2 separate regions of the Homo sapiens genome follow, and region 1 is linked to region 2. The links are chromatin loops, found by intact Hi-C in ENCODE. Cell type or tissue: dorsolateral prefrontal cortex. All regions are shown on one strand. Links, peaks and the distances in the headings refer to the core of each region. The heading gives the core; the rest is flanking DNA. Region 1 has its middle 260 kb from the start of PLD5. Region 2 overlaps PLD5 (phospholipase D family member 5).

The links. Hi-C counts contacts between places; a loop is a spot of excess contacts. Peaks named below come from ENCODE experiments on the same cell type or tissue, not always from the same donor. Only the 100,000 strongest peaks of a DNase experiment are listed, where the experiment ranks them.
Region 1: it touches region 2 in a loop (4-fold over the local background); 9 of 110 quality-filtered maps call a loop at or near these places.

The regions. Positions count from the first base shown.
Region 1 is chr1:242,780,023-242,788,866 of GRCh38, reverse strand. No RefSeq gene overlaps it. Among named protein-coding and RNA genes, the nearest start is that of PLD5, 260 kb to the right of the region's middle. RefSeq lists a silencer at 566-860. In dorsolateral prefrontal cortex, for the core only: no CTCF peak of the experiment used is centred there; a DNase peak (open chromatin) is centred at 3,856; H3K4me3 peaks cover 738 bases.
Region 2 is chr1:242,462,956-242,472,708 of GRCh38, reverse strand. The region is part of intron 1 of PLD5 (phospholipase D family member 5); the gene reads left to right. Among named protein-coding and RNA genes, the nearest start is that of PLD5, 57 kb to the left of the region's middle. In dorsolateral prefrontal cortex, for the core only: a CTCF peak has its summit at 4,971; a DNase peak (open chromatin) is centred at 4,968.

The DNA of each region.
Region 1 (8,844 bases), core at 1-8,000, 320 kb before region 2:
TTTAAATACAGGCTTCATGATCTGAGGTGAGTTCCACAGTACAGTACAGTAAAAGTGGCCACAAGCCACACATTTAATGGGACTGATTAGAAATTAAAAAATGTAGCCATTTCTCTTCATCACATTGCCAGCTGATCTCCTGATGAATGTTTTATGTTAATGTGTGGATGTTCTTTTTGGTCTACCTCATTTAGCGAAGCAGCTTGAAAATTTTTCATCCCACATTTCAAATATTTTGTTCCAAGGATACTGAATAATGAAATGTGCTCCTCAGCATCTTAAATAATAAATCCGTTTATTCATGAGGCAATCAATTTTGTAAACTTCATGTAATTTAGGTTTTTCCGATGTAATGTGAGATTTTCCAAGAAAGAGGAAGGATATACAGTAAATAGAATCTTGCCTTTTCCTTTTTATTTTCCTAAGGGTACTATTAAGCCTAAATATGTCTGTCACACAGGCTCTTAAAATAACAAAATAACACTGAAAAATTGAATGTTTCACCCATAGGCCTTTAGGCTTCAGGCTTTAATATCCTTATAATCAACAATGGCCTATGTCAGTGATGGAAGACAAATAGGTAATGACTTTTGGAGAAATAGTGTTTTACCTTCAGTGTGCAAGAACACATTCTAAAGCTTCCAGTGCTATGACTCAGCCTTCAGGGATGTTAAGGAGAAAGAGGCAAAAATTTGGAGCACGTCTCCTGTGGCTCTGAGGAAAGGCAGAGAGAGAAAGCCTGTAATTACCACCTAAAAGTCCCTGGGGCTCTGTCATGGGCATAATTTTGATTTGAGCTGGAGTTTGTTTAGGGATAGGTAAGAGGAGCTATGTTATGCAGTTGGGGATGGGATACTGGTAGCGGGCAAAAGTGAGGAAGTGAGGAGATTATTTACATCCATTCATTCATTCAATAAATCTTTGTTGAACCTAGTATTTTCTAGGCATTGCTGGGGATAGAGCACTAAACGATATAGACAAAAACCCTTGCCTTCAAGGAGCTTATAGTGTAGTGCGGGAAGCTAGGCAATAAACAAAGAAACAAGCAAAAGTTACAGTATGTCAGAATGTGATAAGTGTTTATGGAGAAGAATAAAGCTGGAGAATGGGATAGAGTGTGCTGGTGGGCATAAGAGTACTATTTTAAACAGAGCAGTGGAGGAGGTCTCCCTGATAAGATGATATTTAAGAAGAGAAGGAGGTGAGAGAGAGAGCCATTGAGGAAGAGGGCATGTGCAAGGAAAAAGGCCTCCCAAGTAAGACGAAAAACAGCATGAGCAAAGAAAGGCCTGGAGACAGCAGTGCACTGGCTTGTTCAAGGAGCCAGATGGTTAGAGGGAGCGACCCTAAGGAAACAGCAGGAGAGTTGTGTGTGGGATGTGGGGACTGTCCAGGGTGTGACGTAGGGCCTTGTAGATTCCTACTCTGCCTGAGATAGAAGCCGCTGCAGAGTGCTGAGTTGAAGGGTTAAGGTGCTCTGACACGGAGTTCCAGATAATCACTCTGGTTGCTGTGCGGAGAGTAAACTATAGGTGAATGCGGGGGCAAGGGAAAGGGTGAAGCAGGCGTGCACATCAGTGGAACTTTCAATAATCCAGATGAGAGATGATGGTGGCTTGAACCTGGGCGAAAGCAGTGGCAATGAGGCGTGGTTGGATCCTGAGTATATTTTGAAGTGAGAACCCACAGGACTTACTGATATGGATATGTTTTACAAGATAGAGGAGTCATAAGTGAAAAAATTAATTCTGTCTGAGCAGCTAGAAGGATGATGTTGCAAGATTGAGGAGACTGGGGGAAGTGTGAAGGAAAAGGTTAGGAATTTCTGGACATGTTGAATACAAAATGACTTCAAAGCATGGAGGAAAAACGAACAAAACCTGAGCCCCCTCAATTTTAATGTGTATTGTTTAGGAATACAGATAGGTGGGATAAAAACTTTATAAAATGGAAAGGAATGATAAACACAAAATATAAGATAGTGGCTTTATCATTCGGAGAAGAAAAGGCAGAGTGATGGGGTAGAGAAGGAACATACAGGTTAATGCAATGAAATTGGTGATGTTCCAGTTTTTAAGTGGAGTAGAAGCTTCATTGGTGTTCATTTTATTATTATGCTTCATAATTTACAGATATCCTCTTGCATTAATCAAATGTTACATGGTAAGAATTTAAGAAGGGAATGAGAGCAGTTGAAAACATGGAGTGTGGACAGCTATTTTGAGGGGTGTTTTTGTGAAAGGAAGTAGAATTTTTTTTTTTTAAGATGGAGTCTCACTCTGTCACCCAGGCTGGAGTACAGTGGTACAATCTTGGCCCACTGCAACCTCCGCCTCCCGGGTTCAAGCGATTCCCCCGCCTCAACCTCCTGAGTAGCTGGGATTACAGGCACACACCACCACGCCTGGCTAATTTTTGTATTTTTAGTAGAGACGGGGTTTCATCATATTGGCCAGGCTGGTCTCGAACTCCTGACCTTGTGATCTGCCCACCTCGGCCTCCCAAAGTGCTGGGATTACAGGCGTGAGCCACCACGCCTGGCCGGGAAGTAGAAATATTGAGTTGAAGTGGGGTCAAGAAGGGGTGTTTTAAAATAGGAATAAATGAGAGGATGTGCATCTGCTGATAATGATCCATAATGAAGGTGATATTGACGGCACAGGAGGGAAAGTGTTTCCTTGCTACAGAGATATCATTGAGTAGGAGAGAGGGTGTAGGGGGTTTCTGGTCTCTTCTTGCTCATTTGAAGGAGTTCCCTTTATATTCTAGACACCATTACTGATTTTAGAAATTGAAAATATCTCCTCCCATGGTCACCGTCCTTAGCACCCTCCATTAAACAGAAATTCCTATATTGGATGTTATCAATTTATTTCATGTTTTGTTCAAGGTATTGTTTCTGAATTTTGTGTAAAGAAGTTTCTCCCTGCTCCTAAGTCATGGGAGTAGTCTTTTATGTTTCATTATATCAACTTTATAGCTTTACTTTTCAATTTTAGGCCTTTAATTCTTCTAGCATCTCCCTTTATTTGTAGCATTAGGCAGTGATCCAACTTCAAATTCTCAAAATGGTAAACTAGTTTTTCCAATACAATCTACCAAACAATCTACCTTTTCCCTAGTGGTTTATGGAAAAACAATTGTTTGCAAGATTTTTTTTTTAAATCCCCCTGAGTATTTGCTTTCTCCAAATTTCCTTTTTACTCTTGATATATTGTGACTCCTGCTTTTTTTTAATTACAAATTATATTTCAGCATCTGGTGAGCCTCCCTGCGTGTTCATATGTTTTAAAATTGTCACACTAAAAAGCTGATGCAGGTGGGGGAGGTTTGCCCATTTGCAGGCACATAGTAGGATGGGCTGGGAGGCGGGGAGTCTGTTTCCTTAGGGAATTCTCAATCTTGGTATATCTTAATTGTTTCATTTAAGAGAAGGCTCTTCTAATATCTTGTCTGAAAGATACCCATTCAGCTCCATGCTGTTAGAAAGGGCGAGGAAAGCCCTGAGGTAAGGGATCGTGTTGAGGGAGATTTTCAAAGTAGAATAGACAAATTGTTTGCTTAAACCACCTGTGTTCCTTGGCACAGTCCTGGCTTACACCACACCTGGGTGTTTCTAATCCAACAGACTCTCTGTTTGATACTCTCAGAGAATAACATCCAGTCTGCTTTCGGGGTTCAGATAGGGGCAATAGTTTGGCTAACAGGGCTTGAGTAAAATATCTGTGGTTCTAGAGTTTTGCTGAAACACGTGTGCCCAGTCTTCTTTAGGCAAAGACTTCTAGGCATACTCCAAGCCTGTGATTCCCGAGACGCAGGAGCCCACATGACATCAGTCCTGTGGCTTCTTGGCTTGGGCCTCTGCTGGCTGGGATTCAGCTTCTGCATGACCACGAGAAAGGCATTTACCATTCCCGTGTCTATTTCCCAGATTCCAGAATTGTGATGCACTTGCTGCTGCTGCTTTTCTGTCTTTTGTGAGGCTGGAGACTTTCCACTCCCTCCTGTTCATCTTTCTTGGGAGAAGGTGCCATTTCTGCTCTCCTCGAAGACTAGGCATCTGGGCTGGAGCATCACCAGCCTCTTCACCTGAGCACCCTGAGCGACTTGATATTTAAATGATGTTCTACCTGATAAGAGGAAATCAGTTCACCTGTTTATGAAGAAAAACAGAACAAAACCTCTAGTGCCCAGAAACTTACCAGGATAGGGCTCCCCACTCCCTTCCACTCTGCCTCCTCCTCTCTCCATCTCCCTCCTAGTCCCACAAAGGTCTTTTATTGTTTGATGCAAACTGAGCCAACTCCTCTTTGAATTGAGCCTTGGTGAAGGTGGCAAATGTTATTATGTCCAAATGACCTTTTCTTAAAGGGGACACAAACCCCTGGATGTTCTAAAATAGAGAAACCAGGGAGTCCAGCCATGCAGCACCAAGCTGTGTGACACACGCTGTTTTATAGAACGTGACACACGCTGTTTTGTAGAACTCCAACAGACCTGCCGGCAAATGCAGCTGGTTAGAAAACAAAAGGCCTTTTTCTCCCTTGTGTGCAATTGCACCCAGCATCCTGGCCAGGAAACAGGTGGCTGCATGTTCAGTGTTTTCTTCTGAGAAAGGAGAAGCAAGATATTTAGATCTCTGCTGAGAGGCAGCTGTTCTCCCCTGGCTTTGTGCTAAGACTTGAGCAACATTCTTCCTAGGACTATAAGATGCTTTCCAGGTTTGTATAATTTTTCTTCCAAAGAGCTTCAAAACATGTGCAAACACAGATTTCAATCCCATCGCCACCCCCAGTTTGTAAATGTAGAACCAGAGAGACATAGAAATTAAGCAACATGCCCACTCTAGCGCCACAAGTCAGAGACAGGACCCGGAACAAAGTTTAAGCCATTTGTCTTTGTTGACTATTACAGATACCCTCATTCTGCTGGGATGATAGTGTAAGTGAGCAGGTAATTTTCAAGATGTTTTAACTGTCGGTTGGAATTGTCAATGTTTGTTTATTAAACTTTCTGACTCAAGGCCATGGTGATGATTTCCAGGGTATTTTTTTAATTAAAAAAAATTAAAAACATAAACAAAGCGCTGAGCATTTCATTGACAAAATTGAACCCGAACAAGCTCAAAAACAGTTGGAGTATCAGCCGGGTGCAGTGGCTTATGCCTGTAATCCCAGCACTCTGGGAGGCCGAGGCGTGTGGATCACGAGGTCAGGAGTTTGAGACCAGCCTGGCCAATATGGTGAAACCCTGTCTCTACTAAAAAATACAAAAATTAGCCAGGCATGGTAGCACGTGCCTGTAGTCCCAGCTACTTGAGAGGGTGAGGCAGGAGAATTACTTGAACCCAGGAGGTGGAGGTTGCAGTGAGCTGAGATCACGCCACTGCACTCCAGCCTGGGCGACACGGTGAGACTCCATCTCAAAAAAGAAAAAAAAAGTTGGCGTATCATCTGTCATAAAGTGGCAATTTGGATGATGAATTAATAATGAACTAATAATATTAAAGTCCTTGGATGGAAATGAGATCCACTGCAGGTGTGCAGAGAAGGCTGGGCAGGTGAATTAATCTATGATCTATGATCTCACACAGAATTCTGCATAGTAAATTTGATTCCCATGGTTCCAACAAAACGAAACACCTAACCACTATATCAAAGATGCCTTAAAAATGTGACAGATGCAGTACAGTCATTGTAGATTGCCTCCAGATGATCATATTTTGCAAAAAGAGAGATGCAAGCACAGAACACTCACAGCTGAGACAGTCACCGCCTAATGAGGGCCCATAGTATTGCTGATGATAAATTCCAATCTCATGGCTCCTACTTCTGGTTTTTCTAAACTACTCTTTATTAGGTTAGGTTTTTATTCCTATGGCCAAAGATATCCTTTGAAGCTGTGATGCTCAAATGGCTGTCTTTCTCTGGGTCAGCAAATACCAAGAGAAAATGGGAGCTGATATAATTACCGACATGTGATAGACTGGACTATTAGCCGCAACAGCATTCCCCACCCCTGTAGCGTTGCTATACTTTCACAGTCTTAGCCCCATAAAGGGTGGAGTGTATTTCTCCATCCCTTGACTTTGGGCTCAACCATGTCATTAGCTGTGATCAATGGGATGTTTAGGCTGGCTGTTTATCTCTCTGCCACTGTCATGGGGACAGGATGCACAGATAGCACAGTGGACCCAGGATATTGAGACACACGTGGTAAAAGGCTGTCCCAGCCAATCTTAGACATGCCCAAGAAACACATGCTTATTTTTATATGACATTGAGCTTTGGAGGTAGTGTGTTTCATAGAATTATTGTGGCTATAAATGACAGACACATCAACATTTTATTTGCCAAAGAACAACAAAGAACAGAAAATCTTACTATCGTTTTATAACAGACAGGACATTTTGTTACTAAAAAACAGAAAGAACATAACTTAGAATAAAAGTCACTCCTTTAAATTGAAATAGTTAACTATGAAAAACACATCACTGAATTCTCATTTTCCTCCCTTTTCAATGGGAACCTAGGAAAAGTTGATCATTGGGTTGTAGCAGTTTGGGGGATAACTCTAAGGAGTCTTCTCCACATAGGAGAAGGATCTAGGTACAGGTCCCCCAGAAGATTTCTCTGGTCTCCCCAGCTACAGATGAATCAACGTTCCTGCAGATTTATTCTCTTGTGTCTCGGGATACTATTTTGGTGTTGTGTATCTTTTTTTTCTTTTTTTTTTTTTGAGACAGAGTTTTGCTCTTGGTGCCCAGGCTGGAGTGAAATGGTGCGATCTAGGCTCACTGCAACCACCGCCTCTGGGTTCAAGTGATTCTCCTGCCCCGGTCTCCCGAGTAGCTGGGATTACAGGCATGTGCCACCACACCCAGCTAATTTTGTATTTTTAGTAGAGACAGGGTTTCTTCATGTTGGTCAGGCTGATCTTGAACTCCCGACCTCAGGTGATCCGCCCACTTTGGCCTCCCAAAGTGCTGGGATTATGGGCGTGAGCCACCATGCCTGGCTGGTGTTGTATATCTTTAATAAAAATCTTCTTTCTTTAACTCTTTAAGAGGCAAGCAACACCACTTACATTTAAAGTATGCTCTTTCTGAGAGGCTTAGGTGGCTGAAATAGCCTGGCAGAGGTCATGGGGCTGGGGGGATGTGTCTCACAATGGAGCAAATCCTTTCCTGGCTTCGTCTGGTGATTCTGACAGCGGATGCCCATGGTGCCTCTGACCATGGGTCCTTGACGAAAGCCGCCTGGTTAGCATGGCTTAGACAGTGTGAGGTTGGATTTGTTTTCTCCACAGGACTTTCTTTTCTTATTTTTAGCACCACTGTTCACAAAGAAAACGAAGAGATTGAATATCGAATTGTGGGTTGCAGATTATAAATTATAGCCCAAGCAAAGGAATTTGACTCATCCTCTTGTTACAAAGCATGAAAGTGGCCATTCACGCAGGAAATTACGGTCTAGGGATAATAAAAACAAAGGACATTCAAGTGGATGACCTTCCTCAGGCAGTGGAAAGCTAATTGAGTTCTTTAGGCTAGAGCAAACCCCAAATCTGTTGGTTCCCACCAGTTCTGCTGCTCATAGCCTATAACTTTGGCCAGGCTTGAGTGAATCATCAGTTCCATGGCAAATCGGGCAGTGATTAGGCATGGCTGTGGTGGGCTCTGCATTGCAAAGTTCTCAGACCTTTTGTTTTTGTTTTCGAAATTTTAAAAAAATCACACAACTGTATATAACTATATAAATGAACGAATGTAAAAATGATGAAAACTGAATGAGATCTGTAGTCTTGTTACCAATACTGTACCAATGTCAATTTCCTCATTTTTACATTTTACACCTCTTAGGGTTGCCAGGTTCAGCAAATAAAAATACAGCACACCTAGTTAAATTTAGCTTCAGATAAACAACAAGGAATATCAGGAAACATTTCTAATGAATAGTTATTTGTTATCTGAAATTCAAATTTAACTGTATATCTTACATTTTATCTGGCAATCCTAATTATACTACAGTTATTTGCAACGTCACTATTAGGGGACGTCGGATGAAGAAGGCATGAGACTCCGTGTACTATTTTTGCAACTTCCTATAAGTCTATAATTATTTCAAAATAAAAAGTTCTAAAACATCATATCCTCCTCTATTCATCCCACATACAAAAATATGGGCATCCTCAGATAACCTGGAAATGAAATGGACTGTCTGCCTTGCTGGTTTATATGTTATTTGTTGAGCTACAACGGGTTTGTAGAGGCTGGGTACTTGTCTCTTAGCTGTGGAAAAAAACAGTGAAGACAATTGGAAAAGATAAATTGTGTGTGGCAAGCTTCTCTTCCAATCCTGTTAAAGTCTCAAATGCACCTCCTCTGCTGGCAGTTGGGCAGCAAATAGCATTTTCACTCTGATGTGTTGTAAGTGAGCTCTCTTTGATGTCCTGCATCTCCAGTGACAAACTGTCATGGCTTCCAAAGTGATTTGGCTGAACTTCCTGGCCAAAGACTAGGCTAAACTGAAATAGCAGCTCAATTTCTGTTTCTTATTCTAGAGGAATGGCCTTCAGGACTACTAAATATGTTAAGATGTACTGAGCATTCATATAATTGGATTCCTGAATGCAAAGGGCCCAATGCCAAGGTGACATTCACAGGGAATGTATACTCTTTACCTGCTTAGGTAGCTGGCCCTGTGTTCTTGGTGTTCTTTTAGGCCGAGGAGGTCTGAGGTTCCCTCTTGCCCCTCTCATGTAAAACCAAGACAAAGAACCTGGGTTCTTGGCTCCTTTATCATGGAACTATTTGCTAGTCACGGCAGTCTAAATGTTAGCACT
Region 2 (9,753 bases), core at 933-8,932:
AGTTACAACTTTAGTCATTTGATCAAGTAAAATTACTGATAAATTTCGTTCAAGCCAAAGCGACTGCTGCATTTAACAGACTACACCAGTTCATAATTGAGAATATCAAGTAGAGAACATTATACTTTGACTCCAGGTTTACACAGCTGAAAGCAGTACTGCATTTTAATTCCAACAGCCTTGTGAACAAGAATATACTTTTACACAGCAATATGTAAGCAGTCCTTGCCCAGAATTTGGCTGCAGAGACAGACATTGTAGGATCATTCTAGGTTTCATCTGCAAACTCATAAGAATGATCAGCAGGGTTTGCCTTCTGCTCTATCGGCGCACCTTGACACTGAATCAGATGCCTGGTCATTCAGACATGTTCAAAGGCATCGAAGCAAACAAAGTGTGCTCCTTATTCATCAACCATCTGAGAATATCTTTAGAAATTGTGAGGTTATCAAGCCCATGCATCTTCAGTTTCTCAAAATCAATGATTCCACTGAGCCCCAAGTAGCTCCGTGGTGGGAAATGAGTGCAGACTCCATTTTCTGCTCTGTGAACAAGTCCAATTTAAATGCAAACACCTGCCCTTCCATGAACAAATCAGCAGTGCTTTCTTTTTCCACAGTTTTAAGTTCAATGTGCTTAGATATTTTTGCAACACCAAGTGAAATACATAATCTTGTGGGTTATTGAAATCGAACAGGGTGGTCTCCCAGAGTCCCTTAATTTAAAAAAGGATGGTCTGTGGAAGCAGCTTAGTCAATGTTTTCAGCAAGTTTCTATCACTTCACTGACTTAATTAAAGCAAATTGCTTTCAAATACTCCATAAACTGGGATAGCTAACAGTAGGAACATGAAGAAAAATCATAATCTTGGTTCTTCTCCAGCTCATTATGTAACAAACTTGATTGGCTTCAAAGTTCAGAACACATTTTGTTGTAGGAAATACTCTCACCAAAATAGTCATAGTTCATCTAAAACTCTGTTTTAGGAATCCAGCCAGTGTTGTCATTGTGTATTGTGTATGGATATCTAGTATTTACGGTACTTCTTTAAATTCTCCTCTGTCCCTTTTCTCTTTTTATATGTCCTTTTTTCTCTTTTCTCATAAAATCTCAAGGTATTTGGAGGTTAAGAAAATAAAATAAAACATGGATATCTAGTATTTACAGTACTAGATATAGAAGAACAACTAAACCTTGAGGGTCTAGCAAGGTGGATGATATATTTTAAACCCATTTCGCTCAGGAATTAACTTCCTAAGCACCAAAGTGAGTCAGTTATGGGCTTCCAAGACCTTCACTTCCTGCTGCCTCATAGGCAGCTGCAATGGGATTGGCTCCTCAGGAGTAGCCTAAATCTGAGGAAGGTCTCTTGTAAAATGGAAGGAGAAAAGGACATCCTAGAGTAACCAGCACTGATTTTTTTTCCAAAATTATTTCTTGCAGTCTGCAACAGAACAAGGTTTGGGGCTGGGGCAGAGATGGAGGAATTTGCAGGTTTAGGACAGGAACCGAGAGGTGTAAAGGGTAGGTGCAGCTGGAACAGGGAGGTGGCAGATGCTCTGACATAGCCCCCCTGGGAAGGAGTCTAAGGAGGTGAAAGGCAGACAGCCCAGGCCAGCTCCACCAGGGAGCCCTTGATAAGTTTAGTCCTATGTCATGTTGGTGCTTGGACTCTCTCACTGCTCAAAGAACCACTGTGGCCTGGAAGGGGATCTACAGTGTTTTTCGTGCCAGAGACCTGGCCACATTGTCTTGGACAAGGACTGGTGTTTGAGGAGCCCACTAACCTCAAAGGGGAGCGCCTGAGTCCCGCATTAGCGCTGCAGGATACAAGCAAGCGGAGCTGGGCTTCTGAGCACAGCTGAGATTCCTGGACACAGAAAGAAGACAGGGGCAGGAAAGGAAGATAAGTTTTTACTCGTTGGGTAAATGAAGGTAGACATGAGTTTTAATTTGAAAAGTAGAAGAATGCCATCTAGTTTTATCCATACCGAAGCTGGCAGAGCCAGTATATCAATTACATTTGCCTCTCCTTCATCACCACGAGTATTGATATTTGTAGTGTTAATAGTAATAATAGGAAGTATTATTCAGTATTAATAATTGAACACCTATTATGTGGCTAGACTCTAGTAGCTGATTACATTTTTCTTAATTCTTGTAACATTGCATGGTTGGTTTTATGATTCTTGTTCTACGAAGGCTTAGAGGTGGGAAAAATGAACTATCTTGCCTAAATCCACCCGGTTAAATAAGTGATGGCCCCACAATCCAAACCCAGGCCAGTAGGATTCTACAGCCTTTCCCAATTTTCTTTCTTTCTTTTTTTTCTTTCTTTCTTTCTTTCTTTCTTTTTTTTTTTTCTTTGAGACCGAGTGTCGCTCTGTCGCCCAAGCTGGAGTGCAGTGGTGCGATCTCGGCTCACTGCAAGCTCCGCCTCCGGGGTTCACGCCATTCTCCTGCCTCAGCCTCCCGAGTAGCTGGGAGTACAGGCGCCCGCACCACGCCCGGCTAATTTTTTTTGTATTTTTAGTAGAGACGGGGTTTAACTGTGTTAGCCAGGATGGTCTCGATCTCCTGACCTCGTGATCCGCCCGCCTCCGTCTCCCAGAGTGCCGGGATTACAGGCATGAGCCACCGCACCCGGCAGCCCCTCCCAATTTTCTTGGCACCCATCTGGTTTGCTTTTCCTGGTGCATCAAGCTGGATCGATACAGTATTTATCATGAAGGGAAATGATTTTACATGGGCGGATTGTGGGCTATAGCCTCAGATAAGCTTTGTTATCTGTATACTATGCTGGTGATTTTGCTTTGGGGAAGCAACTGTGACGTTATGAGTCCTGTTTTCAGCTCTTCTTCTCTGGACCTACACAGCAGTCTGTTCTGATTGTGCAGCCATAGTTCTAAGTGCTGGATGGGGATGCTGGCAGGGGTTCGTGCATGTTCCCTGGACAGCAAGATGTGTGGTGCAAAGAGCTTCTACACCTGGGCAACACAGCAAGACCCCATGTCTAAAAATTTTTTAAAAATTAGCTGGGCATAGTGGCTTGTGTCTGTAGTCCCAGCTACTCAGGAGGCTGAGGAGGGAGGATAACTTGAGTCTAGGAGTTCAAGGTTACAGTGAGTTATGACCACACCACTGCACCCCAGCCTGGGCCACAGAGCAAGACCCTATCGAAAACAAAGCTTTTACAAATACATGAGAAAAGACAACTCAATAGAATAATGGACCAAAATGTGAGAAGGTGAAATTCAGAATCCAGAGACCAATAAATACAAGTGGACAATAAATACTTGAAATGTTGCTGAACTCACACATTATTATGGCCATACAGATTAGAGAAACATCACGATTCTGTTTTATGTCTATCAGCTTATCAAAAAAGAAAAATGATTGGTAACATCTATGGTCAGCGTAGGGCAGGAAAGCATCCCCATTTGGGAGAATGTAGGCACAGCTTCTCTGGAGATCAATTTGGCATACCTACTAACTCTTTAAACATCTATACAAGCAATCCCACTTGTAGAAATGCACTTTCAAGATACGCTGATGCATATATTTTTAGGATATTTATTGTGGCATTGTTTAAAGTAGTAAACAAAGAGGCAATCCAGATGTCCATTTCCAGGGGGACTCTTAAGCAGTTTGCAGCTAATCAGTCTAGTGTGGCAGTTACGACTGTGGACTTTGGAACCAGACTGCCTGAGTCTGAATCACGGCTTCACTGCTCACTAGCTGTATGCTCTTGAGGAAGTTATTTTTCTTCTCATGTCTCAGTTTTTTCATCAGTAAAGGGGATAAGAAATAGTACCTATCTTATAGGGTTGTTGTGAGTCATGGTTGAGTTAAAATGTGTAAACCACGTGGAGCATGATGCATAGTAAGAATTATGGAAGTGTTTGCTGTGGTTGTTATTGCTATTATTATTTTGTGAAATACCATTGTCATCAAAGAAATTGATGGGAAAAAGTATATATATATGTGTGTGTATGTGTGTGTGTGTGCGTGTGTGTGTATGTGTGTGTGTGTATGTATTTACATATGCTGATATTGACCCAGAATAGTCCATCATAAAAACTGTTAAGTAAAGAGTAGAATGTTTCAGAACAATGTGTATGGTAAAATCTCAATTAGTATAATAAAAATTAAAATCATGTTTGTAAAGGTCTGCAGATATAGGCACAACACTGTCCACAGTAATTTAAGAAGTAAGTTATTTAATTAATTTGAGGAGTGAAATGTCAGTGAAAAGTAAAGAAAGGCTATTCTATTTTACTTTGCCCCCAAATTACTTGAATTTATTTACTACAAGCTTATCTCACTTTGCAATGAAAAAAATAAGGATAATTTACGTATCTGGCTGGCATATTATGAGGCTATTACATACAGTTTGTCTGTATATTAGGTGTTGATCTAACCATCATATTGGAAAGATTATCCAGCAGCTTCCAGCATAACTTAAAAATGGCTCTGTTCAAAATTAGGTTACAGCCCATCACAAATGCTTAAAGTCAATAAATCACTATGAAAACTACCATTTGGGGATGTGAGTTGTTTTGGAACTCAAAATACTTTGGCTATGTTAAAAGACCTTGTTATGAAAATAACAGATTTTCATTTCCTCTCTAATTTTATAACTCTTGGCACTCCAACTTTTGTTTTGCTGTGAAATGTTTGAGAAGGAAATGAGTGTACACACAGTTTTATTTTCCAAAATAAATACAATTTTAATTCTGCCAAGAGATTGTAGGGCTCTGTGACATAGAGATATTGCTTTGGGGGGCGGTTCTACTGGGGGCACAGTGGAAGGGGCTTTCTTCAGAGCTCTGAACTCACTCATGAGTACCTAAGTCACAGATAGACTGAAACAGCTTATAAACTCTCTAACAAAGGCCATTTTGGGATGGTGCTTCTCAGGGATGCTTGGGAACCATCGTTCAGTAGTAAGGACTCCCATGCACACACACCACCTGGTGGGCCCTCATGGTAACTTCAATGATTGTGTCTTAGGAACGCCGGTTCTGTTTAACTTGGATTTTCCCATCATTGCACAGTGTTGAGAGGTCAAGTTAATGAAGAAGATCATATTTCTGTATTCATAACTCTGCTAGCTCCATTTTCTAGTGATAAGGGAGGGGATGAGGTAATTGCCAAATTGCTATATTTGGTCAAGAAACGAGATTGCTACAGGAATTCTAAGAAGACTACTTTTATTCTTTTTGGAGGAGCAAAGGGACTCTTTGCTATAAAAACCACAAAGCCTTTCTTTTCTTGCTTGTACTTAAAATGTTGAGAAATTTAAGCAGTACAAAAGTGCACAGACTACTATAACCACTACCTTCAAGATATCCAGAATTGACAAGTGTTAACATTTGGTAACACTGAATATACATTACCATTTTTAACTAAAAAGAAACAAAACATTGCAGAGAAAGACAAAGTTTCTTTTAGTAAAAATAATTTATTTATTAAATTTTATTATAATTAACAAGTGAGAATTGTTACAATGTGATGTTTTGACATACGTATTTACATTGTGGGATGATTAAATTAAGCTACTTAACATATCCGTCACTTCACAGACTTACCTTTTTTATGGTGAGGACATTTAAAATAGATTATTCTCACAATTTTGAAATATATTATTGTTAACTATAGTCACTATGCTGTGCAATAGATCTTGAAAACTTATTCCTCCTAACTGAAACTTGTTAGCCTTTGAACTACATCTTCCTATTTCCCAACCCTCCCCACTCAGCCCTGGTAACCAGCGCTCTATTCTATTTCTATAAGTTCCACTTTTTTTTTTTTTTGAGATGGAGTCTCACTCTGTACCGCAGGCTGGAGTGCAGTGGCGCAATCTCAGCTCACTGCAACTTCCGCCTCCTGGGTTCAAGCGATTCTCCTGCCTCAGCCTCCCCAGTAACTGGAAGTGCAGGTGCATGCCATTGTGTCGGGCTAATTTTTGTGATTTTAATAGAGACAGGGTTTCACCATGTTGGCCAGGCTGGTCTCGAACTCCTTAACTCAAGTCATCTGCCCGCCTTGGCCTATCAAAGTGCTGGGATTACAGGTGTGAGCCGCCGCGCCCAGCCGAGCTCCACTTTTTATAAGTAAGAGCATGCAGCGTTTGTCTTTTTGTGCCTGGCTTCTTTCACTTAGCTTAATGTCGTACAGGTTCATCCATGTTGTTGCAAATGACAAGAATTTCCTTCTTTTTTAAGGCTGAATAGCATTCCTTTGTGTATATATACCACATTTTCTTTACCCATTAGATAAAGTCTCTTTTGAACCTGTCCCTAATTGCATGCCCGTACTAATTTCTCACTAGCAGTCACTATTATTAATCTGTTGAGTATCTTGATGGTCCGTTTTTCTACAGTTCTATTCAGTAAATATTACTGAATATCTCCTGTATGCCAGCGCTACACACCTAGGATACATCAGGCAACAAAACAAACAAAAATACTTCCCTTCATGAAGCTTACAGCCTAACAAGGGAAGACACATAATACTATTTTGCAATTATATGTTATATTAGAAAAGTGCTACAGAGAAAAAAGTAAAATTAGAGTAGGATGGGGGAATCAGAATTGTATGTGGGAGGTGGGCAGTATTCAGCATAAAATGAAGTGGCCAGGATAAGACTCTTTGACAAGATGTGATCTGAGCAAAGCCTTGAAGGAGGTAAAGGAATTAGCCAAGTGGTTTTCCAGAGGAAGAGCATCTGAGACTGGGTAAGGATGTGCCTGGCATTTCTGTTTTCTTTCCCTCCATGAGCCAGAGTCTTGCTCTGTTGCCTAGGCTAGAGTGCAGTGGCACGATCTCGGCTCACTGCAACCTCCGCCTCCCAGGTTCAAGCAATTCTCTGCCTCAGCCTCCCGAGTAGCTGGGATTACAGGCATCCGCCACCATGCCTGGCTAATTTTTTTTGTATTTTTAGTAGAGATGGGGTTTCGCCATCTTGGCCAGGCCAGTCTTGAACTCCTGACCTCATGATCCACCCGCCTCAGCCTCCCAAAGTGCTGGGATTACAGGCGTAGGCCACTGTGCCCGGCCGTGCCTGGCATTTGTGAAGAACAGCAGAGAGGCCAGTGTGGCTGCACTGGAGGGAACAAGTGTGAGAATAAAAGTAGAATAAATGGAAGAGGGGAGAGATTAGCAGCAGAGCCCAGGAAACAAGATCATGCAGAGCCTCCTGGGCCATTGTTAAAACTTTAGCTCTTGCCCTGAAATAAATGGGAAGCCATTGCAGAGTTTCAAGTAGACAAGTGACATGATCTGATTGCACGTTGTGTTTGAGAATCTACTATAGGTTATAAGGTGATAAGAGTATAATAAAGGAGACCAATTAGGAGTCCATGTAATAATCCAAAAGAAAGATCATGTTGGGCTGGATCAGACTGGTAATAGTGTGCAGGTGAGAAAGGTTCGGCTTCTGGATATATTTATGTATTTTGAGTGTAGAGTCCGAGTGATTTCCTGAGAGATTAAATTTGGAGTATCAGTGAAAGAAAGGAGTCAAGGAAGATTCTCTTTCCTTAATTGAGGTGAAATTCATGTAGCCTAAAATGAGCCATTTCAATGTACAATTCAGTGGCATTTGGTATGTTCGCGATGATGTGATCACTTCTATTTAGTTCTAAAACATTTTTGTCACCCCATAAGGAAACTCATACCCAGAAAGAGTCACCTGCCATTTTTTCCTTTTCCAAGCCTCTGGCAACCACAAAGATAATTTCTACTTCTGTAGATTTACATATTCTAGACATTGTATGTAAAGGGAATCACACAATATGTGACCTTTCGTGTCTGGCTTCTGTCACTTAGCATAATGTCTTCAAAGTCTATCATGTAGCATGTGTCAGCACTTCACTCCTCTTTAGGGTGGAGTGCTATTTCACTGTATGGATAGACACCATGTTGTGCTTCTCTATTCATTCATCGATGGACATTTGGGCTGTTTCCACTGCTGACCATGGTGATGGTATGATGATGAAAATGTATGTTTGTTTCAATCCTTGTTTTCAGTTCTTTGGGGTATATACCTAGAGTTGGAATTGCTGGATTACTTGGTATTTCTGTGTTTAACCTTTTGAGGAACTTCCAAACTGTTTCCACAGTGGCTGTACTATTTTATAGTCTCACCAGAATGAGAGAATGAGGGTTTCCTCACCACCTTTTGTTATTTTCTATTATGGTTTTAAATTTTTATTAGAGCCACCCTTGCAAGTTTGATTACAAAGCTTTTGGCCTACAAAAATAGAATTGCCGTAACTGAGGTAAGGAAAGCTATGTGCTAAATAGGGAAGAATGGGATGATCAGCGTTGAGTTTGGGCAGGGTGAGATGCCTCCTAAACATCCAGGTAGCACTGTTGAGTAGACATTGGAAAGATAAATAGATTTGGGCTGAAATATAATATAGGAGCCACTGGCACTTACTTGCCATTGAAATCCTTGGGACTAGGGGACAATAAAGGGCTCAAAGGTACTCCAAAATTAAGAGGTTGGGTCAAAAAGAAGGGACATGTGAAGTGGACAGAAAAACAAGAGAGTTGCATGTACTGAAAGGGCAAGTGAGAAAATTGTGTCAAGGAGGAGGAATGAATGACTACGTGAAGTGCTCCGAAAGATTAAGTAAGATTAAAATCGAGAATTGGGGTTTGGACTTGGCAGCGTGGAGGCCATGGGCAACCTTAATGTGAGCAATGTCAGTGGAGAGGTGGGGAATGGAGGTACTCGGTATAACTGAATGATAATGCTTTCCAGATATCGTCACACAGGGAAGGGAAGAAATGGGACAATGGCTGGTGGAGAATATGGGGAGAATGGAAGGCCTTTTTTGTTTCTTTTTTTTTAATATGGGAAAAATAATAGTATTCTGTATGCTAATGAGTGTGATCCAGCGTAGAGTAAGAAAATTGATTTTTTTTTCATAGAAGAGGGTATAATTGCCAAAGAGATGTCCTGAGTGTACACGAGGATGGGATACGGGTATAAGTAGAGGCACTGCCTTGAGATGGGAGTGTGGCCAGTTCATTCTTGGTCATAGATGGGAAGGCAGGTCCTAGATACTTACTCAGATGCTGGAAAGTGTGAAGAGAAGGCAGTGTGGTCTGTGGATGTGAAGTAAGAGGAAGACCTTAAGCTGAGGGTAAGAATGAGAGAGAAGGCGTTGGAAGTTTGGGGAGAGGTCAAGGAGTGTGAAATAACCCTTTGGGAGACTGGATGAATGAATGGAGTAGAGATAAGAAGCACGACTGCTTGGGAACATTAGGAGTCCGCTTGCGATGCAGCATGAATTTGGAGTTTGTTTTTCCCTAGTCTTGCTGGGCTGCACCAGTTCAGGAGTACAGAGTTGGAGGCATTGAAGGCTGGATGACAAGCAAGTGCAACAAAGCAGAAGGGGATGGGCATAGAGAGCATGGACAAGCGAGTGTCTCTACTGACTGGGTTTGATTTTAATCTGGATAAAGAGGAAAGAGACAATATCATGTGCTGTAGTGACATGGCACTGTGATCAATGGATTGCCAATCCTAATGGGGCCGAAAACTGGTTGAAGTTACAGTACCACAGACAGTGCGAGGAAAAGATATGAGCTCGTGGGAAGAGTGGGAGGCATGAGATTGACATTACAGAGCGTTCGCAGCTAGTGATAATGACACGGAAGTGAGTAGTGGAGGCAGCGTGGAGGAGAAGGGTATTGAAAGTGATGGTTTAAGGAAATGAAGCACCAGTGTGTTGGAAA